Regions from separate parts of the Homo sapiens genome. Here all the other regions are linked to region 4. A link is a contact called in ENCODE Hi-C or POLR2A ChIA-PET data. All regions are on one chromosome and are shown on one strand. Each heading gives the region's core, a stretch centred on a gene start or an enhancer-like site at or near the end of the contact. The rest is flanking DNA. Distances are from core to core; before and after follow the strand shown. Region 1 holds the start of ZNF274 (zinc finger protein 274). Region 2 holds the start of TRIM28 (tripartite motif containing 28). Region 3 holds the start of ZNF446 (zinc finger protein 446). Region 4 holds the start of ZNF581 (zinc finger protein 581).

What was found. A loop is a pair of places that touch in the nucleus more often than their neighbours do. ChIA-PET counts read pairs that join two places held with the same protein, here RNA polymerase II (POLR2A). Pooled maps may share reads with other maps.
Region 1: a loop to region 4 is called in a map with no recorded cell type, with 16 times the contacts of the local background. The contact joins the promoter of ZNF274 here to the promoter of ZNF581 in region 4. A Hi-C loop is called at or near these places in 1 of 37 single-sample maps with no recorded cell type and 5 of 50 pooled maps. POLR2A ChIA-PET finds 5 or more read pairs at or near these places in 1 of 52 experiments (HEK293T).
Region 2: a pooled map shows a loop between it and region 4 (5-fold over the local background). The contact joins the promoter of TRIM28 here to the promoter of ZNF581 in region 4. A Hi-C loop is called at or near these places in 9 of 50 pooled maps. POLR2A ChIA-PET finds 5 or more read pairs at or near these places in 2 of 52 experiments (PC-9 and activated CD8-positive, alpha-beta T cell).
Region 3: a pooled map shows a loop between it and region 4 (4-fold over the local background). The contact joins the promoter of ZNF446 here to the promoter of ZNF581 in region 4. A Hi-C loop is called at or near these places in 2 of 50 pooled maps. POLR2A ChIA-PET finds 5 or more read pairs at or near these places in 2 of 52 experiments (H1 and Panc1).

The regions. Positions count from the first base shown.
Region 1 is chr19:58,180,128-58,184,813 of GRCh38, reverse strand. ZNF274 (zinc finger protein 274) reads right to left here and starts at 1,753. Exons shown (of 8, transcript NM_133502.3): 1 at 1,372-1,753; 2 at 816-893. The coding sequence starts at 848. RefSeq lists enhancers at 901-1,090, 717-1,428, 1,341-1,760, 1,429-2,142.
Region 2 is chr19:58,540,293-58,545,667 of GRCh38, reverse strand. TRIM28 (tripartite motif containing 28) reads right to left here and starts at 1,604. Exons shown (of 17, transcript NM_005762.3): 1 at 571-1,604; 2 at 131-243. The coding sequence starts at 910. It also overlaps the pseudogene RN7SL525P. RefSeq lists silencers at 584-873, 894-1,053, 1,134-1,343 and enhancers at 1,464-1,773, 1,925-2,429.
Region 3 is chr19:58,475,102-58,480,440 of GRCh38, reverse strand. ZNF446 (zinc finger protein 446) reads right to left here and starts at 4,089. Exons shown (of 7, transcript NM_017908.4): 1 at 3,937-4,089; 2 at 2,881-3,262; 3 at 2,615-2,804; 4 at 2,260-2,354; 5 at 714-798; 6 at 422-511; 7 at 1-265. The coding sequence starts at 3,222. ZNF324 (zinc finger protein 324) reads right to left here. Exons shown (of 4, transcript NM_014347.3): 4 at 5,005-5,339. RefSeq lists enhancers at 3,831-4,030, 4,185-4,479, 4,301-4,550, 4,791-4,850, 4,911-5,000.
Region 4 is chr19:55,642,142-55,647,057 of GRCh38, reverse strand. It overlaps ZNF581 (zinc finger protein 581), which reads right to left and starts at 3,409. Exons shown (of 2, transcript NM_016535.4): 1 at 3,284-3,409; 2 at 1,435-2,505. The coding sequence starts at 2,486. The coding sequence ends at 1,893. ZNF580 (zinc finger protein 580) reads right to left here. Exons shown (of 2, transcript NM_207115.2): 2 at 3,588-4,561. The coding sequence starts at 4,549. The coding sequence ends at 4,031. RefSeq lists enhancers at 1,717-1,766, 1,777-1,826, 1,510-2,475, 3,377-3,596 and silencers at 2,007-2,116, 3,207-3,256, 4,201-4,495, 4,027-4,496.

The DNA of each region.
Region 1 (4,686 bases), core at 504-3,003, 2.5 Mb before region 4:
AATTCTGACTTTGGGAGTGGTGCGTATGCCTCCTAGGGAATTCTCTGAGCTGCACCATCACACCCAAGCCGTCAGCCCCTACCCAGGGCCCTGATGCTTCTTTCTATCTCCTTCACCTGTCAGGGATCCATCCTCACCTGTCTTTTCTACTTGTTATTGAACTCTGCTGCTGTCACCTCTTGCTTGATGCCAATTTATCTGCTGAAATCTAAACATAAGCCTGATCCCTGCATAGACCTTTGGGAGGCCGAGATGGTCGGATCACCTTAGGTCAAGAGTTCCAGACCAGCCTGGCCAACATGGTGAAACCCCGTCTCCACAAAAAACACACACAAAAAATAAAAATAAAAAAAAAATTAGCTGGGTATGGTGGCACACGCCTGTAGTCCCAGCTACTCGGGGAGGCTGAGGCAGGAGAATCACTTGAACCCAGGAGGCGGAGGTTGCAGTGAGCCAAGATCGCGCCACTGCACTCCAGCCTGGGCGACAGAGGGAGACTCCATCTCAAAAAACAAAAAACAAACAAACAAAAGACCTGTCAATTACTCTTCCCAATATAAAGGATACAAGCAAGAGCCTTAACCTGGCCTTCAGAAGCCCCTACAATCTGGTCTCTATTCTAACTACACCCTTGGAAAACCAAGCAACCTGCGGTTCCACCATCACGCAGGATCTCTCATGCCCAACCAATCTCTACCCCCTCCCCGAGGTGCTCTGGAGGATGGGGGTATCTCAGGGAAGGTGGTATCTCACCACCATCCGCATCCTCCCAGGTGCAGTAGCGGACTCAAAAGCTGAAGGAAGCCTCTACTCACACAGGACCAGGCCGTCGGAAGCCTGGAGGCCATAGTTTCCTCCTTCTCAATGTGTCTCTGGTGGAAGTGGGCAGAGTCCTGAGGAAACCGAAGTTGGGAGGGGAGGGAGAGGCTTAAGGTGTCCGCTGGGGAGCTACCGCAGCCTCCGCCCAGGAACGGCTCCCTCAGCGGGAAATGACAAGTCCACCCAAACTGGAAAACGCCCAGAGTGAGTCATAGGACTCCCACAGGACTGGATAGGACCAGTTTTCCCCTCCCCGAGAGGACACCGAGCCTCCTCTGTCCCGCGCATCGGAGGGGATCGCCTCCCTGGCCCAGACCCCACGCTTCCGGAGGCGATCTGTTCTCTCCACCGCGGCGCCCCGAAAGCACTGTCTCCCCTCGGGGTTCCGGGTCACCGACCCCATCCCACAGAGCGGCGGGAGGACTGCAGGCACGGCCGGCTCAGGGTACCCGAGCTCGGCGGAAAATGCAGAGGCCGCGCTCGCCCCCAACTAACGGTTCTGGACCCGCCCAGCGCAGCCCCCGACGGACGCAGGTTTCGCGCGGCACTCACCCGGCGCGCGCCGCACAATGGCGCCCGTCGGCCGGCGGCGAAGTGCGTCAGCCCGCCGTCCCGAACTACAACTCCCAGACGCCCCCGCGGCGCGCCAGCTTGCCTCACCCAGCGGCGGCCATCTTGACTGGCCGGTTAGGGGCGGCAGGCGAAGCCGGGGACAGCAGGAGGAGGATACTCGTCGATGTCCCTCGGCGGTCCAGCTAGGCAAGGGGAGGCCTCTGGTGAGGGACGCTAGGCCGCAGGGCCCCACACTAATGTGGGCGGCGACCCGAGCTGGGAGAGAGTCGTGCCCTGCCACGAAGGCGACCACTCTTGGGGCAGAGCAGAAGCTGGAGAAAGGAAAGGCGCTGGACAGGGGTCAGGCCGGAAGTGCTGGAATGGGTGATGCTTGGTTGGGTGGCGGTGGGGGCGGGATTAATTATGACGTCCCTTGGGAAGAGGAAGGGCGGGTAGGGCCGGAAGTGCAGGGGGCGGGCCTAACTGGCCGTCCATCTGGGTGGAGGGGCGGGGACAGGGAGGGCGGGGAGAATGTAGGAGGCGGGGCTAGAGTCCACGCAACTTTTGGGGAAGGAGGGGGACTGGAAGACGGAAGTCGCGGGGGGAGTGGGGAGAGGTACTGAAGTTCCACCAGTTTCAAAGTCGAGAAAGAAGGGGAGGACTGGGAGAGCCGGAAGTGTGCAGGAGTTGGGACTGACGGCACTTATGTTTCTGGGAGATGGGTCCTGCCTGAAAGTGAGGGTGGACAGGGCCAAGTGTCCACTCAAGGTCAGGGAGGGGAGGGAAACTCGGAGGACCGGAAGTGTGATGGGAACGTGGCCAAACGTCCACCCTAGTTCTGGGGATTAGAGGAAGGGAGTAGGAAGGTCAGGGGTGTGCAAGGGGAAGGAGGGAAGACTAGGTGGACCACAAGTGTGATGGGAATGAGGCCAAACGTCTACCCTAGTTCTGGAGAGATGATCAGGGCTAACTGTACCCCAGGCATTGGGGAGGAGGAGCAGGATCCTCTGCCTAGTGTCCCCCTGTGGTCCAGTTTGCTCCTGGAAGCTGAGGTGCTCATGTCTAGGGAGAGGAAACCTAAGTCTGTAGCTGTCCAGGACCTGGTGTGTGCCACCCATCCTTGGGCCCAGGGTGCTCTCATCTTCCTTGGGAGCTCAGGACAAGGAGGTATTCTCTTGGCTTCCTCAAGGACCGACATCTGGTGTTTTCTTATCTTCCTTAGGTCCCAGGTCCCAGTATGGTCTTGTCTTCTTGGGACCTGAGGGCCCTAATGATCTCTCTCAGTGCTCAGGACCCTGTGTCCTCTTTCTTGATATTTCCTGGCAGGTCTCAGCAGCCCTCTGCCTCCCTCTGGTGGTCGTGTACACTGCCTGCTAAACTTGTTCCACGGGTTGTTGGTTTTTTTGGTCACTGTGGAGGATCCAACCTCAGGCTACACATTGTTTAATTGTTGCTGTTAGTGTGTTGATTTTGGCATAGGAGTATTTACTCAGAGACTGTGCAGATATCTTATAGTCTAATAATATTTCATTGGATTTTTCGTGTCTATTATAGATACAACACCATCCCCAATTAATAAGTAATTTGATATCTTCTTTTTCCATATTTCAACTTTAAAAAATTAACATTGTATAGTCCTAGCTAGTATGACAGAGCTATGTTAAGTAGTCATGTTTACTAATAGTCTTGTTTTGTTCTGGATTTGAATAGGATACGTCTAGCCCTTCATAATCACAAGGAAGCAAACCCCCTTGGAAATTCTTTTTTTTCTTTCTTTTTTTTTTTCTTGAGACAGGGTCTTGCTCTGTCACCCCGACTGGAATGCATTGGTGCGATCACAGCTTACTGCAGCCTCCACCTCCTGGGCCCAAGTGATCCGCCCACCTTAGCCTCTCAAATAGCTGGGACAGGTGCACACCACCACACCTGGCTTTTTTTTTTTTGGAGACAGAGTCTTGCTCTGTCGCCCAGGCTGGAGTGAGGTGGCACAATCTCGGCTCACTGCAACCTCTGCTTCCTGGGTTCAAGCGATTTTCCTGCCTCAGCTGCCCAAGTAGCTTGGACTACAGGTGTGTGCCACCATGCCTGGCTAATTTTTGTATTTGTAGTAGAGACGGGGTTTCTCCATGTTAGCCAGCCTGGTCTCGAACTCCTGACCTCAGGCAGTCTGCCCACCTCAGCCTCCCAAAGTGCTGAGATTATAGGCATGAGCCACCCCGCCTGGCCTCTTTTGTACTTTTTTGTAGAGACAGAAACCTCACTATGTTGCCCAGGCAGGTGGAAATTCTTCTAATGATTTCTTTCTATTTATGTGGTATAGGATAAAACCTGATTTTTGATTAAAAGAATTTGTTTTTGAGACAGGGTCTTGTTCTGTTGCCCAGGCTGGAGAGCAGTGCTGCAGTCATGGCTTACTGCTGGCCCAACCTCCTGGGCTCAAGTGTTCCTCCCATCTCAGCTTTCCAAGTAGCTAGGACTGACTACTGGTGTGCATCACCACACCTGGCTAATTTTTAATAAATATTTGTGTAGAGATGAGGTCTCAGTGTGTTGTCAGGGCTGGTCTTGAACTCCTGGACTCAAGCAATCCTCCCGCCTTGGCCTCCCAAAGTGCTGGGATTGCAGGCGTGAGCCACCATGCCTGACCAAAGATGTTTTGTTTTTTTTTTTTTGTTTTGAGACAGAGTCTCGCTCTTTCGCTCAGGCTGGAGTGCAATGGCGTGATTTCGGCTCAACTGCAACCTCTGCCTCCCGGGTTCAAGTGATTCTCCCTGCCTCAGCCTCCTGAGTAGCCGGGCGTGCCACCATGCCCGGCTAATTTTTGTATTTTTAGTAGAGATGGGGATTTGCCATGTTGGCCAGGCTGGTCTCGAACTCCTGACCTCAGAGGATCCGCCCACCTCGGCCCCGCAAAGTGCTGGGATTACAGGCTTGAGCCACTGTGCCCAACCTAAAGATGGTTTTATATAAGCATATTATTGAAGATTGATTTATGAGAGCCATTTTAATTCAACTTTTAATAACTGCATACTCTTTTCCTGTTTAGCAAATTAAATATGCTGTTTATTGTAATTTGTAAAATAAAAATGACTTCTGAAGAAATGTTAACTATTAAACATGTAAAATGTTGAAAAAATTTATTCATCGTTGTTGGATTTAGACAGTGCCTCGATTGCTTGTTCAAAACCTTCTGAGCCAGATGTATTTTGGAATTCATGATCATTTGGATTTTAGTAGGATGGTAATGTATTTACACCATACAGTGTGTAAATCCCTAAGAGGTGTGGGGTAGCACCTGCCATCAAACACATGAGT
Region 2 (5,375 bases), core at 355-2,854, 2.9 Mb before region 4:
TGACCCAACCTAGGCAGCCCACCCAGAGCCTTGGGAAAGTGGAGTAACAGCCTGGAGCTGGTGCCAAGCTCCTCCTGCGCAGATGCCCCCTCCCCAGAAACCTCCTTGTGGTTGCTGAGATAGGACGCACCTGGTTCGCATCCTGGGCGTCGGTGGCAGCCTTGCTGCCACTATCACGCATGAAATAATTCTCCACGATGTCTTTGGAGAAGCACTGTTGCTTGCACACGGGACAGTCCACCACTTCGAGAAGCAGGGATGTGGGAGACTGTTACAAGTTCCCACCCAGGTTATGGCCCCCACCATTCCCCTGCTGGGTGGGCCCCCGACCATTATCCCGCAGCGAACCAGCCCCTCCCCTCCCCGAGCCTTCTTTTCTCCAACTTTAGTCAGATGTCCCATCTCAGCGGCCAGCACAAACCCACGTTCGTATGCAGGACCCAGAAAGTATTTCCCGTGCCCTGTCCGGGCCCCCATCCTCTCGCCCAGGTGGCATCCTCATCTCTGCACCCAGTCGGAATCAAAGGCAGAGAGTAGGGGGAGGGGTGGCACCGATCACTTCGTACTTACCGGTGCCGTCGCCCGCCGCCCCGCCGTCCCCCGAGCTGTTGGCGGCGGCGGGGGCCGCGGGCCCTAAGCAGGCACTACAGGCCGAGTGCAAACAGGGCAGCAGGCGGGGCTCCCTCTCGGGTCGCAGGCGCTCTCTGCACACGCCGCAGTGCTCCAGCAGCTCCAGCGCCTCGGCGCCGCCCCCCGCGGGCGACGACGCCGCGGCTGAGGCAGAGGCCGAGGCTGCGGCCGAAGGGGCGGTGGAGCGCTTTTCGCCGCCAGCGGAGCCCTCGCCCGGGCCCGGGCTGCCAGAGGCGGCCGAGGCCGCTGCTGCCGAGGCTGCCGCCGCGGAGGCCGCCATTCACACGCCGCCGGGGGCGCCCAGGGGGGGAGGAGGGGCGCGGGGCCCGCCGCGCAGGCGCAGACGCGCTCGCCGCCAACTGCTGGGCCGCTGCCGCCGCCGCCGCCGCGAGGCCGAGCGCCGCCACGCGCCTCCTGGGCCGCTGCCCGCCGCGCGCGGGACGCTGCTACGGCACGGCCAACTGCTGCCTGCTCGCCTCCCGAAGGCGCCGCCCGCGCTTCTTCCTCAGCCGCCGCCGAAACCCGCACCACGCGCCACAAGCACAAGCACAACCGCTCGCCCGCGCGCCCGCTCGCAGAAAGAGCCGAGGCCGGGGGGCGGGACAGAAATAACTGGCGCCGACGCCGCCGCGCACGCGCATTGGGCGCCTCACGCCCGGGGGCGGGGCCCAGGCCGGTCGGTGCGGGAGAGGCCGCCAGTACGCACGCGCCAACTCCTAGTCCTTCCACCACCGCCAACCCCACGTCGGTGGGGCTCTTGTGGGGGCGGGGCGGGGCCTCTGTGACGTCACTGCCGCAATTGAATCCGCCAGTGGGGTATGCGAACCTTTATAGAGTGTGATTCCCCTCTCAGCTCCACCTCCAGACCACACAGAAGCGGGCCGCTGTGCGCCCAAGCGCATGGGCAATCCGTCCCTCTTCCTCAACCCGCGTCTCTTCGCCGCCGTAGAGTCGTCTCCAGCCTCTGCGTCACTAAGAGTTCGGGATAGGGGGCAGGGCCGATGGAGAAGTAGGCGGGGCCAAGACCGAGTGAAGGGCTGTGTCCAGGGAGAGGGGAGGAGAGTCTCCATCCCAAGAGGGAGGAAGCTCCTGTGTGAGCTCGGGTGCTGACTTTTGGATTTTAACCACGCTATAGTTAAACTTGAGAAACACAGAAACTTGACTGAATCAAATGTAGATCACAGCCGGGCGCCGTGGCTCATACCTGTAATCCCACCACTTTCTTAGGCGAGTCGGGAAGCTCCGTTTAGCCCAGGAGGCCGAGGCAGCAGTGAGGCGGGATTGTGCCACTGCACGCCAGCCTAGACCACAGATGGAGAAAAATGTGGCCGGGCGCGGCGGCTCACGCCTGTAATTCCAGCACTTTGGGAGGTCGAGGCGGTTGGATCTTAAGTCAGGAGTTCGAGAGCAGCCTGGCCAACGTGGTGAAACCCCGTCTCTACTAAAAGTACAAAAAGTAGCCGGGCGTGGTGGCAGGCGCCTGTAATCCCAGCTACTCGGGAGGCTGAGGCAGGAGAATCGCTTGAACCCGGGAGGCGGAGGTTGCAGTGAGCCGAGATCGTGCCATTGCACTACAGCCTGGGAGAAAAGAGTGAAACTCCATCTCAAAAGAGGAGAGAAAGGTTTTTGTGTTTGTTTTGAGACGGAGTTTTGCTCTGTTGCCCAGGCTGGAGTGCAGTGGCACGATCTCGGCTCGCTGCAACCTCCGCCTCCCGGGTTCAAGCGATTCTTCTGCCTCAGCCTCCCGAGTAGCTGGGATTACAGGGGCCTGCCATCACGCCTGGCTAATTTTTGTATTTTTAATAGAGACGGGGTTTCACCACGTTGGCCAGGCTGGTCTCGAACTCCCGACGTCAGATGATAGACCCACTTTGGCCTCCCAAAGTGCTGGAATTACAGGTGTGAGCCACCACGCCGGGCCCCCCAACCCCCCATCAAGAAAAAAAATATATATATATATATACACATATATATAAATCACAAGAGGCTAAAGAGCAATGAGTCTGTGAAATCCCACCCAGCCCCCCAAGGCATCCCCTCCCCATGTTTTCGTCAGCAGCTACCCTGACTTTGATGCTTTTCCAGATGGGGAAACTGAACCTCAACAGTGGGGAATCCCAAGGAGGGAAGGAAGCAGGTCCATGTGGGGAGAATCCTGTCTGAGGTGGAAAGTAGGGTTTGTGTGGGGAAAATCCTGTCTGAGGGAAAGAGGGTGTGTGTGCGGAGGGGAACCCTGTCTGAGGAGGGAAGCAGGGTCTGTGTGGGGAGAATCCTGTCTGAGGAGGGAAGCAGCGTCTGTGTGGGGAGAATCCTGTCTGAGGAGGGAAGCAGGGTGTGTGTGGGGAGAATCCTGTCTGAGGAGGGAAGCAGGGTGTGTGTGGGGAGAATCCTGTCTGAGGAGGGAAGCAGGTTCTGTGTGGGGAGAATCCTGCCTGAGGAGGGAAGCAGGGTCTGAGTGGGGAGAATCCTGTCTGAGGGAAGCAGGGTCTGTGTGGGGAGAATCCTGTCTGAGGAGGAAAGTAGGGTGTGTGTGGGGAAAATCCTGTCTGAGGGAAAGAGGGTCTGTGTGGGGAGGGGAGCCCTGTCTGAGGAGGGAAGCAGGGTCTGTGTGGGGAGAATCCTGTCTGAGGAGGGAAGCAGGGTGTGTGTGGGGAGAATCCTGTCTGAGGAGGGAAGCAGGGTGTATGTGGGGAGAATCCTGTCTGAGGAGGGAAGCAGGGTGTGTGGGGGGAAAATCCTGTCTGAGGGAAAGAGGGTCTGTGTGGGGAGGGGAATCCCTGTCTGAGGAGGGAAGCAGGGTCTGTGTGGGGAGAATCCTGTCTGAGGAGGGAAGCAGGGTGTGTGTGGGGAGAATCCTGTCTGAGGAGGGAAGCAGGGTGTGTGGGGTGAGAATCCTGTCTGAGGAGGGAAGCAGGGTCTGTGTGGGGAGAATCCTGTCTGAGGAGGGAAGCAGGGTCTGTGTGGGGAGAATCCTGTCTGAGGAGGGAAGCAGGGTCTGTGTGGGGAGAATCCTGCCTGAGGAGGGAAGCAGGGTCTGTGTGGGGAGAATCCTGTCTGAGGGAAGCAGGGTCTGTGTGGGGAGAATCCTGTCTGAGGAGGAAAGTAGGGTTTGTGTGGGGAAAATCCTGTCTGAGGGAAAGAGGGTCTGTGTGGGGAGGGGAGCCCTGTCTGAGGAGGGAAGCAGGGTCTGTGTGGGGAGAATCCTGTCTGAGGAGGGAAGCAGGGTGTGTGTGGGGAAAATCCTGTCTGAGGAGGGAAGCAGGGTCTGTGTGGGGAGAATCCTGTCTGAGGGAAGCGGGGTGTGTGTGGGGAGAATCCTGTCTGAGGAGGGAAGCAGGGTGTGTGTGGGGAGAATCCTGTCTGAGGAGGGAAGCAGGGTGTGTGTGGGGAGAATCCTGTCTGAGGAGGGAAGCAGGGTGTGTGTGAGGAGAATCCTGTCTGAGGAGGGAAGCAGGGTCTCTGTGGGGAGAATCCTGTCTGAGGAGGGAAGCAGGGTGTGTGTGGGGAGAATCCTGTCTGAGGAGGGAAGCAGGGTGTGTGTGGAGAGAATCCTGTCTGAGGAGGGAAGCAGGGTGTGTGGGGGGAGAATCCTGTCTGAGGAGGGAAGCAGGGTGTGTGGGGGGAGCCCTGTCTGAGGAGGGAAGCAGGGTGTGTGTGGGGAGAATCCTGTCTGAGGAGGGAAGCAGGGTGTGTGGGGGGAGAATCCTGTCTGAGGAGGGAAGCAGGGTGTGGGGGGAGAATCCTGTCTGAGGAGGGAAGCAGGGTCTGTGTGGGGAGAATCCTGTCTGAGGAGGGAAGCAGGGTGTGTGTGGGGAGAATCCTGTATGAGGAGGGAAGCAGGGTGTGTGGGGGGAGCTTCCTGTCTGAGGAGGGAAGCAGGGTGTGTGGGGGGAGAATCCTGTCTGAGGAGGGAAGCAGGGTGTGTGGGGGGAGAATCCTGTCTGAGGAAGGAAGCAGGGTGTGTGTGGGGAGCATCCTGTCTGAGGAGGGAAGCAGGGTGTGTGGGGGGAGAATCCTGTCTGAGGAGGGAAGCAGGGTGTGTGTGGGGAGAATCCTGTCTGAGGAGGGAAGCAGGGTGTGTGGGGTGAGAATCCTGTCTGAGGAGGGAAGCAGGGTCTGTGTGGGGAGAATCCTGTCTGAGGAGGGAAGCAGGGTCTGTGTGGGGAGAATCCTGTCTGAGGAGGGAAGCAGGGTCTGTGTGGGGAGAATCCTGCCTGAGGAGGGAAGCAGGGTCTGTGTGGGGAGAATCCTGTCTGAGGGAAGCAGGGTCTGTGTGGAGAGAATCCTGTCTGAGGAGGAAAGTAGGGTTTGTGTGGGGAAAATCCTGTCTGAGGAGGGAAGCAGGATGTGTGGGGGGAGAATCCTGTCTGAGGAGGGAAGCAGGGTGTGTGTGGGGAGAATCCTGTATGAGGAGGGAAGCAGGGTGTGTGGGGGGAGAATCCTGTCTGAGGTGGGAAGCAGGGTGTGTGGGGGGAGAATCCTGTCTGAGGAGGGAAGCAGGGTGTGTGGGGGGAGCATCCTGTCTGAGGAGGGAAGTAGGGTCTGTGTGGGGAGAATCCTGTCTGAGGAGGGAAGCAGGGTGTGTGGGGGGAGCCCTGTCTGAGGAGGGAAGCAGGGTGTGTGTGGGGAGAATCCTGTCTGAGGAGGGAAGCAGGGTGTGTGGGGGGAGAATCCTGTCTGAGGAGGGAAGCAGGGTGTGGGGGGAGAATCCTGTCTGAGGAGGGAAGCAGGGTCTGTGTGGGGAG
Region 3 (5,339 bases), core at 2,840-5,339, 2.8 Mb before region 4:
CTCGTGTGTGTCCGGTGGTGGATGACGAACACTGACTTCCAGTCGAAGCCGCGGCCACACTGCTCGCACGTGTAGGGCTTCCTGGGGGTGGCAGCCGGCTCCAGTCTCGTCTCTGCAGGTGTGGGCTGAGTGGGCACTGGCGGTGTCCCTGGGCGCACAGTGGGGGCAGGAGTGGCAGCCCCAGACAAGCCCTCCCAGGCTGCCGGCCCTGGGCCCTGGGGCGGCTGGGCCTCTGGGCAGCCAGGTGGACCCTCACTCTCATTTCCTGGGGGCAGGGGCAAACCAGGTGAGTCCCGGCACTCAGCAACCCCTCCCTCAGGCTTGTGGCCGTGGCACAAGCTCCCGTCCCCCCATGAGTGGGTGGCTCAGGTCCCACCGATACAGGAGGGGTGATTCAGGCTGGATGGTGTGGGGCACTCACCCGAGCGCAGGCTTCTGCAGACGCCTGTCCCCGTGAGCAGCATCCCCAGCTCTGACTGGGCCTGTGCCTCTGGCTGGTGGGGCGGTAACCCTGCCCGGGTGGGGGGCACAGTTAGGCATGGGGTTTGCATGAAGGAGGGGTGGGGTCGGTTCTGGTAGGTGACAGGGTGTTCCTCTGGAAGGTGGGAGAGCTGGGTAGGGCTGGTAGCACAGAGGCCCTGCCCAGCTAGGCCTGCTGCAGGGTGGGTGCAGGCCCCAGGGAGAGGGGCGGGGTGGGGCTGGCTGGTCCTCACCCAGGGAGACCACTGTGCCGTACTTCTCCAGCATCGCATCCCAGTACAGTTCCTTCTGTGACCGGTCCAGCAGCCCCCACTCCTCCTGCGGATGTGGCCCATCACTGTAGGCGTCTTTCCACCCCTTCCCTGCCCTGTCTGGTTCACATTCTTACCTATTACCCGGAAGAGTCAGCAGGTTACCTACGCCTCATCTGCCCCTCCTGCTGAGAATGATCTCAAGGTGTGTGTTTGTTAAGTGCAGAGGTTCTCCTTCAGATCACCTGACCAGTGCTGCTGCCAGCACTCATCCCCCTCTACTACACCATCCTGCTCAGAGGGCAGGTTTGGCAGCATCACAGGGACCTGAGTGACTTTATCGAGGAATGAACTCCCTGATTGGGGGTCAGCCCTCCTTGCTGCCTGAGTCCCATCATCTGGGGCTTTGCTGGGTTGGGAAAAATAATCCTGAGGGACAAGCTGTGGCAAGTCCAGGGGCAGGAAGGCGGCAGCTGTGAGGAGCCACAGCTAGAGATGGTGCTGGCTGGAGGTGAGGACACTGGGAAGTGCAGCCTACCCACCCTGCCTCACTTTCTGACTGTGCCATGGGGCTGTGGAGGGAGCCTGGAAGGACTTCTTAGCCTCGAAACACATCTCAACCAGCAATGTTGCTGCTGAAGCTCCCCAGTGGAGTTGTTAGAGGAGCCGGGAGAGGAAAAGACCTTGCTACCCACACTTGGGAACCAAGCGATCCAGGTAGAAGAGGCCTCAAGCTGAGCTTCCAGGCCTAACAGGTGGCCTCTGAAGAAACCCCTAGGAGAGAAGGGACTTCGGGCATTTCCCAGGGAGAGTGTCTCCATCTGGTCTCAGGTGTGGGGGGAGTCCTGCCACAGCTGGTCATCTTCTCCCCTCCCCAGCTACACACAAAAGTTCAAATCCCCAGGTCTGGCTCAGGACCTCTGGGAGCAGCAAACCTCCCAGCTGACTTCTCTGGAGGTGAGGAAGCCAAGCCCACTAGTTCCAGCCACTCTAAACTGGGTTTCCATGGCTTGAGGCCCAAATCCTTTTTTTTTTTTTTGTTTTTGACACACAATTTTGCTCTTGTTGACCAGGCTGGAGCGCAGTGGCACAATCTCGGCTCACTGCATCCTCTGCCTCCTGGGTTCAAGCAATTGTCCTGCCTCACCCTCCCTAGTAGCTGGGATTACAGGCGCCTGCCACCACTTCTGGCTAATTTTTGTATCTTTAGTAGATACAGGGTTTCACCACATTGGTCAGGCTGGTCTCGAGCTCCTGACCTCAGGTGATCCGCTCACCTCAGCCTCCCAAAGTGCTAGGATTACAGGTGTAAGCCACCATGTCCAGCCCCAAATCCTTTTCAATAATAGATCACCAGTCTGTCCCTCTGCCCCAGGTCCTGTGGAGGGGTACAGCTTTTACAGACTCCACTTCTGGGAAGCAAAGAGCCACTAGTCAAGGAGCCTGGAAAACCACCAGGCAGAGGGCAGCCATGGGGACAGTCCCTTCTCACACCTGGGGCCTATACTTCCCACTTGGGGCTGCTCACCTGAATCCTGGGTGGGTGGAAGGATGTGGAGGCTGGTTCTTGGTGTCCATGGTTCCCCTCAGGGGACTGTGCTGCAAGTGGAGGGCTGGAGGGTGCTGAAAAGTGGGGCAGATGGAAGGGTGGTGTCAGGGGCTGCCCACATGAGCCATGGCAGATGAGGAGCTCCTCTGCTGTGTGACATGGCACGTAGCCAGCCCTTGGCTCCTGCCTCCCAGGTCCCCATCCCAGACAGGGACATCCACATTCACTTCAGGAGTCCCAGCCTTGACACACCTCTCCTGGGACTCCCACCCTAGCCAGGAATGTCCACACTTCCTCCAGGAGTCCCTCATCTCTGGTGGGACCCCAACCTCACCCACTTCCTGTCCATCGACATTGGGCTCCTCCTTCACACTGCAGCTGAGCTGGACAGACCCCTCTATTCTGGTGTCCTGGGGACCTTCCCCAGGGGACTCCACTGTCCCTGAGGGGTGGGGGCTCCCAAGTGGTTCCTCTGTCTTCTGGGCTGCAGGGAGCACCTCCTGCTTCAGGACATGGGCTGTGATCTGAGGAGAAGAGGTAGGTCACAATGGCTCTAGCCAGGGTCTATCCCTCCAAGAAGCTGATGCCAGCCACACTCACCCAGCCCAACAGTTGCCCAGGGTCATGCTGCAGTCCTTCGACTAGGGCAGCGGCCTCCTCAGGACTGCCTGGCCGCTGACCGCGCACCCAGGCCTGGATCTCGGGAGGCAGTGTGCCCAGGAACTGCTCCAGCACCAGCATCTCCAGCATCTGCTCCTTGGAGTGTGCCTCAGGCTGCAGCCACTGGCAACACAGCTCACGCAGCCGGGCCAGGGCTTCTCGGGGACCTGCCACCTCCTGGTAGCAGAACCCTCGGAAGCGGAGGCGGGCAGTCTCAGGCTCCTCAAGGGTGGTCTCTGGGTCCATGACGGGCAGGCATGGGGGACCCAGAGGGGATGGCATTCTTGCTCAAGGGGGTGGTCTTGGAATCGTCAAGATGGGCCTACAGAAAAGGAAGGGTCGGAATGTCAGCCAAGAGAATCTGGCCAGGGGAAGGCAGACACCAGGCTCAGCCCAGGGGGCTGAGACCAGGACCAAGTGTACTCTGAGGCCAGAAGAGATAAGGCCAAGAAAGCTTCATGGAAGGAGGAGGGTCACAGGACCCAAACAATGATGGCAAATGAGAGCAGGAGGAAGCCTCAGGGACAAATGCTTGGACGCAAGGTGTCCAGGGAGCTTCCTGGAAATTGCAAACAGTTGGGTCCAGCAGGGGACTGCTGGGAGATGACGCTAAAGAGGTGGAGAAAGACAGTCATCACAGAGTTCCAGCGCCAGGCTGAGGAGCCACAGTGTCTAGCCGAGGTGCGAGGAGAGTGGACCAGGGTGGGCGGGTAGAAGGTGGGGCCAGGCTGTAATGTACGGGGACGAGTCGCCCTCCACAATCTCGGGGAGGTTGACTGGGTGGGACCTCCTTTAGGAATGGCTCTGGGGAGGGGGCACGTGGACATCGTGCTCGCTGACCACAGCGAGCCGTGGGCGACTCACACTGCCGGGGCCCGTGCATGTGAAAACGAAAAGCAAAGGCCAAGAAAAACGGGGCCAAAGCTCCACGTTGCGCGGAGTCGAGGGATGGCCACAGCATCCCGGCCCTGAAGGTCTGCAGTGAAAGACGCCCACCTGGACGGGCCTGAGAGACCAGGCCTGACACCCGGCCTATCCGAGGGATGCTCGAACTTCGGGATCTGTCCCCAAAAGGGGAAGGCAAGAGGGAGGCGTTCCAAGAGGACTTGCCAGGCCCGGCCCCCCGGAACGGCGTTGAGGGTAGGAAAGGCCTGAGCGAAGGCTGAGGTGACGCGCGCGGCCTGTCGGGAAGTGGGCGGGCCCTCCAGGGCGCCGACAGCAGGAGCCGTTCAGGCCCCAGAGGGCGACCCCAAGCCCTCCCACGGGGTGGAAAGGCTGCGCCCACTCTGGCAGCCTGCGCTCACCTCAACCCGGAGCGGTTGCTTGGAGGCCGCTTCCCGGATGTGGCGCCGCACAACGCGGGGCGCCTCAGCCGGGTGTTGCCCCGGCGACGCCGCGCTGACCAATCTCTCGCCTGCACCGAAGGCACCGCCCATGCCCTTTGAACTACATTTCCCATGAGCATCAGCAAGACAGGCGCGACCGTGACCCGCTGACCCGCATTTGCAGCAGCCTCTGACGCCTGAGAGGCGCTCTGTTCCTCTAGGAGGTACGGCAGAGTCCCAGGGTTATATGGTCTCCCTCCGCTCTGAGAGCAGCTCTTCCCGGGTTATAAACTTGCGCGTCTGTACAGTGGGCCGGTTTCTATTGGCAGGTGAGGGGAGGGGGTTTTGCCCAATCAGAGGTGGCGCTTGCTTGGCCCCGCCGCCCCCACGCCATTCCCCGGGCCAGCCCCTAGATAACGCTAGGGCATATCCGCCCGCCTCCAGCTGTTCCCGTGGCAACGTTCAGGAGCGTTGCCTCGACTTCCGAAGAGGCTGGAAGTGGCGGCCCAGTGGTTTCCTAGGTCGAGTAGTTCGCTGGGACTCGCTTCCAAGTGGACCCGGGAGAGGCGGTGGTGTAGAAGACCACCCTGAGCCTGGGCTTTCTCCCGCCAGGAGGGTGCGAGGGCCATCTTTGACCTCTGTTAAGCGCCCTAAGGAGGTACCGACGGTTGTGACCGCAGTCTCTGACGTCTTCAGATGTCAGTCCTACAAAGTCGGGGGTGGAGGTTTCCCTCCAGGCTGATCGGACATGCTCAACCGTTTATTTACCTTTGAATTTGGGGAGCAGAACTAGCCAGGGTGACACTAGTTTCTCCCAATAAGCAGTGTTACAGTTTTCTAAATCTGTGGGGTCAGTTTTGCTTCCACACTTAAAAGTGGCCGAGCCATTACTTAGTCAGTCCTAAATTACACCGCCTGTTTTGGTTTCTTTGGATACCTGGGAATCCCTGCTGCCTGCTCTGGATGAAGAGCAGTGGTCTTGATCACCGATTGGAAGCACCGAGCATGTGCGTGGATGAGACTTGTCAACTCGGAGCTTTCCAACGGCCTCCTCAGGTTGTTTTTGGGGATGAG
Region 4 (4,916 bases), core at 2,160-4,659:
TAGATTGGTCTTTTCCAAACTACAGGTTCATGGGTGGAGAATTCAATAGAATAGGATGAAATCAGCAGTTTAAAAAAATATTTAGCCGGGCGTGGTGGTGCACACCTGTAATCCCAGCTACTCAGGAGGCTGAGGCAGGAGAATCGCTTAAACCGGGGAGGTGGAGGTTGCAGTGAGCCGAGATCGCACCACGCTCCAGCCTGGGCGACACAGCGAGACTCCGTCTCAAATAGTAATAATAATAGTTGATGGAAAAAAAAATGCACAAACTAAAGCTAACTATGGTAAAGAAATTTTTGTGGGCCGGGCGCAGTGGCTCACGCCTGTAATCCCAACACTTTGGGAGGCAGAGGGGGGCGGATCACGAGGTCAGGAGATCGAGACCATCCTGGCTAACACAGTGAAACCCTGTCTCTACTAAAAATACAAAAAATTAGACAGGCATGGTGGCGGGCGCCTGTAGTCCCACCTACTCAGGAGGCTGAGGCAGGAGAATGGCATGAACTCGGGAGGCGGAGCTTGCAGTGAGCCGAGATTGCGCCACTGCACTCCAGCCTGGGCGACAGAGCAAGACTCCGTCTCAAAAGAAAAAAAAAAAAAAAACTTTTGTTTCGAGGCCTAGTGCCCTGAGGGAGGCCGAGGTGTGTGGATCACCTCAGGTCAGGAGTTCGAGACCAGCCTGACAAACACGGTGAAACCCATCTCTACTAAAGGTACAAAATTAGCTGGGCATGGTGGCACACGCTTGTAACCCCAACTACTTGGGAGGCTGAAGCAGGAGAATCGCTTGAACCCAGGAGGTGAAGGTTGCAGTGAGCTGAGATCACGCCATTACACTCCAGCCTGGGTGACAAGAGCGAAACTCCGTCTAAAAAAAAAGAGGCCAGGCGCTGTGGCTCACACCTGGAATCCCAGCACTTTGGGAGGCCGAGGCAGGTGAATCACCTGAGGTTGGGAGTTCAAGAACAGCCTGACCAACATGGAGAAACCCCGTCTCTACTAAAAATACAAAATTAGCTGGGCATGGTGGCACACGCTTGTAATCCCAGCTACTAGGGAGGCTGAGGCAGGAGAATCGCTTGAACCCAGGAGGCATTGCGGTGATCCGAGATTGTGCCATTGGACTCCAGCCTGGGCAAAAAGAGTGAAACTCCGTCTCAAAAAAAAAAAAAGGAAACTTGGTTCACGTGTATTTTGCTTATCTGTATACTCTATTGCCATATAAAATGTGTTTGTAACAGGAGATTGTGGTTTTAAAATTGTTTCAGTTAAAAACATTCTTCCCAGATGACCCAGGTCTTCAGGAGCTGAGGAGGGGATAACCCCAAGGCAGGCCAACCTTCCCATTCCCCAGCCAGGCAAGCTGAGGTCTCCCTGCTAGACGGCCACCAAAGAGGGTCTGAGATGCTGTCTCTAAAAACAAACCTCGAGTGCTCAGAGTGGGAAACGTGTTTATTGTTTGATCAGTCTCAGGCCTGGTTGGGGGGTGGAAGGCAGGACTGGGGTCCCTTCCCCAACAACAGCGCAGAAGCCCCAGGAAGATGGCGCAGATTCCTGACGACCCACAGCCACCTTTTATGAGGCCAGAGACTTTACACACCACACTCCCCACCTCCATCCAGTCAAGGCTCTGCCATGGAACAGCTGATATCTTTAGGCTAGAGGACTCCATTCTGTGTAGGGGCTCATTCCCATCTCAGCTCCAGAACACGGAGGACCTGAAGATTACTCACGGATTCCTCCTTCAGGCAGGGCTCTGCCTTTGAGATGCGGCTGCTCTGTGTCTGTGTCCAGGGCCCTGAACACCAGCCTCAGGCTCTCACCAGGTGTCTGGACAGGAGTCCAGGCTCCCTGCAAAGTCCTGTGGTACCTGGGGCACCCGGCAGCCCGGCTCATGGATGCTTCCACCGCGTGTGTTTCTGCAGTGTGTTCTGCTCCATAAAGCGGCGAGGGCAGTGTGGACACTGAAACGGGCGTTCCCCAGAGTGCACCCGGCTGTGCTGGGCCAGCTCACCCGCATCCCGGAAGCGGCGAGGGCAGAGCGGGCAGCCGTGGGGCCGCCCACCACCCGCCAGGTGAATGGAATGGTGCCGTGCCAAGTGGCTGGCGCGCTTGAATGCCTTCCCACAGATGTCACACTCGAAGGGCTTTACCTCCGAGTGGGTGATGCTGTGTCGCTGAAGGTAGGACATGTACTCGAAGACCCTTGAGCACACGGGGCAGCTGTAGCACTTTTTCTGGCCTGGAGCCCCACTGGCCCCTGGCTCCCTCTGTGACTCCTCGTCCACCAGCACTGTGTAGGGGACACCCTGAGTGTCAATAAGCAGGTAGTGGTTGGGCCTTGGAGGAGATGAAGCCTGGGGAGATCCGATGGAGGAGGAAGGTCCAGGTTCTGGGGAGCGGCAAGTCCGACGGGGAGGGCCCTCCATGGTCTCAACGGAGGAAAATGCCAGAGGCTGAGGGCAGGGGGATGGCAGCACCAGCATCCGGAGGGCTGGCTGAGGCCTGGTGGATGGGAGATGGGATAAGAAGGTTATATAGAAGAGGGCAGCTCAGCACCACAGGCTCCATCCTTTTCCCTCCCTATACCCGGCCCAGGACCTCTGCATCCTGCTGCCCCTCAGTCCCTCTTTTCCAGTCCCGCTCACAGCTGGAGTCTGTGGCCCCCTAAAAGGTCCCCAGGGTCTTCCTCCTTGGAAAACCTCTCCTAGCCTCGGTGCTCCACCATACACTGTACTCACAGGATCTCTTGACCTCCTCTGCACAACCTGGACCTCGCTCTAACCTTCCTCTTTGTGCCCTCCCAGGTCACTGGGTGCCCCACCCCGCAGGCCTCCAGGCCTCTCCCTCCCCTCCTTCTAGCCCTTTCCAGGGTCTGCGTGTTGGCCTATGCTACATACTCAAGCCTTTCCTGACCCCCTCCATACAAGCCAAGCCTATTCACAGGGGCTCCGACGTTAGGACCCCCAGGTTCCGGCCCTCTCTCCAGCCACGTGTCTGAACAACTCCGTGCTCCCACCCGTCCACCCACCTCAGGTTCTCTCTAGTCCTCGCCCGGCCTCCACCAGGCTCGTTCTAGGTCCCAGCGCTCTCCGGGGTTCCACCCCCGGGGCCGCAGCCCTCGCTTTCTGGGCCTTTCTGTGTAAGTTCTCGCCCCCTCCAAGCTCCAGAACAGCCCCCTCCGGCGTCTGCCCCACTCCCGCCCCGGCCCAGGTACCCTCCACGCGGTCCAGCCCCTCCCGCCGCCCGCCCCCAGCCCCCTTCCTCCTCCCGGCCCCCGTACCCAGTGCAGCAGCCTCTCAGGTCCGGGCGACTCCAAGCGGCCCCGGGCTACCCTCGCAGTTGCAGGCGGCGGCGAGAAGGGGACCTCTGGGTGTGCCCCAGGAACTGGCGGCGCCGGCCGAAAGAGAGAAGCCGAAGGGAGAGAAGAGGGTCTAGGGAAGGAAGGTTGGGGCGGGGCGCCCGGGCCGTCGCGAAACGGCTCCGGCCAGAAACACACACCGAGAGGAAAGTACCCAAGCGAGGAAGATCCGGTCTCCACCCCCCAGCACCCAACGTGCACGCACACGCAAGGAAGAGCCTGAAAATGGAGTGCGGAATGTTTATTGAGCAAAGGGTCGGGGGCGTGGGCGGAAGGGGGGTAGATACAGAAATGAACCAGACCGTGCCCGTGCTCTTTATCATCTCTTCCCCGCAGACAACCACCGGTTCACCGCTCCAGAGAGCAGAAAACCAAGGTTTAGAGAGGTCATGTCACTTGCACAGGCTCACACAGCACAGCTGGACTGGAACCCAGTTCCGACTGGTTCCCAGGCCCAGGGAGGGGCAACGACTTTGGTCTACATCACACAGCTAGAAAGGGGGTAAGGAAGGAATGATGCTCCTCCCTTTGGAAGGTGGGGAAACTGAGGCCCAGGGTAAGGCAGTAACCTCAGCAGAGCCAGGGGGTGTGTGTGGGAGTGAGTGACGCTGTGTGGGTCAGACTTGGTGGCCCTGAGACGGGCAGGGCAGCACAGGCCGGGTCTCGAGCTTAGTGGAGGCGCACGTGCTGCGCCAGCTCCGCGGCGTCCTGGAAGCGGCGTGGGCAGAGCGGGCAGGTGTGCGGCGGCCCGGCGCGGGCGCGGTGCGTGGCGCGATGCCGCGACAGGTGGCTGGAGCGCTTGAAGGCCTTGCCGCAGGCGCCGCACGTGAAGGGCTTGAGGTCCGAGTGCGACACGCGGTGGCTCTGCAGCCGCAGAGGGCTGGCAAAGACACGGGCGCACTCCGGGCAGCTGTAGCCCTTGCGAGGGCCGGGCTCTCCTGGGGGCGCCTCGCGCTGGGGCGGGCCCCGGGGCTCCTCCTCCAGCTGCACCGTGTATGTGTAGGGGACCCCATTGGCGTCGATGAGGAGGTGGCGGCCCAGCCGCGGGGGTCGGGGCCCCGCCGCCGAGGAAGGAGTGGAGGAGGGGCCTTCCGCCTTGGGGAAAGGGGGAGCCTTGGGGGGCGGTGGGTCCATGGCCTCCGGAGAGGAGGACCGAGGGTGGGGTGGCCGCGGCGGCAGCAGCAGCATCTGGAGCGGCAGCTGGGAGCGGCGGAGGGGAGATTAGTTAAAATTGCCACTTCCTTTTAGGAAAAGTTTCCTAAAATGGAAAGCATCCCCACTATCACTGCTTGTTACCCTTTGTGCGCCACTGACTACCTCCCTAGCAAAATAAAAACTGTGACTCCAGCCCGGCTCTCCCACGTTCCATCAAGCTGCCTCGGAGAGGGCCTCCAACTGAGCTCTGCAAAACCCCGCCACCACCTGCCACTCCTCCTGGGTCCACCTCTCACCACTCAGGTCAGGTCTGAGGACGTAGTCCCCCGACTTTTCTTCCCTTTTCTCCTCTCAACCCACCCCAGCAGACAATCAATCCCTAAATCTGTTTACCTCTTTA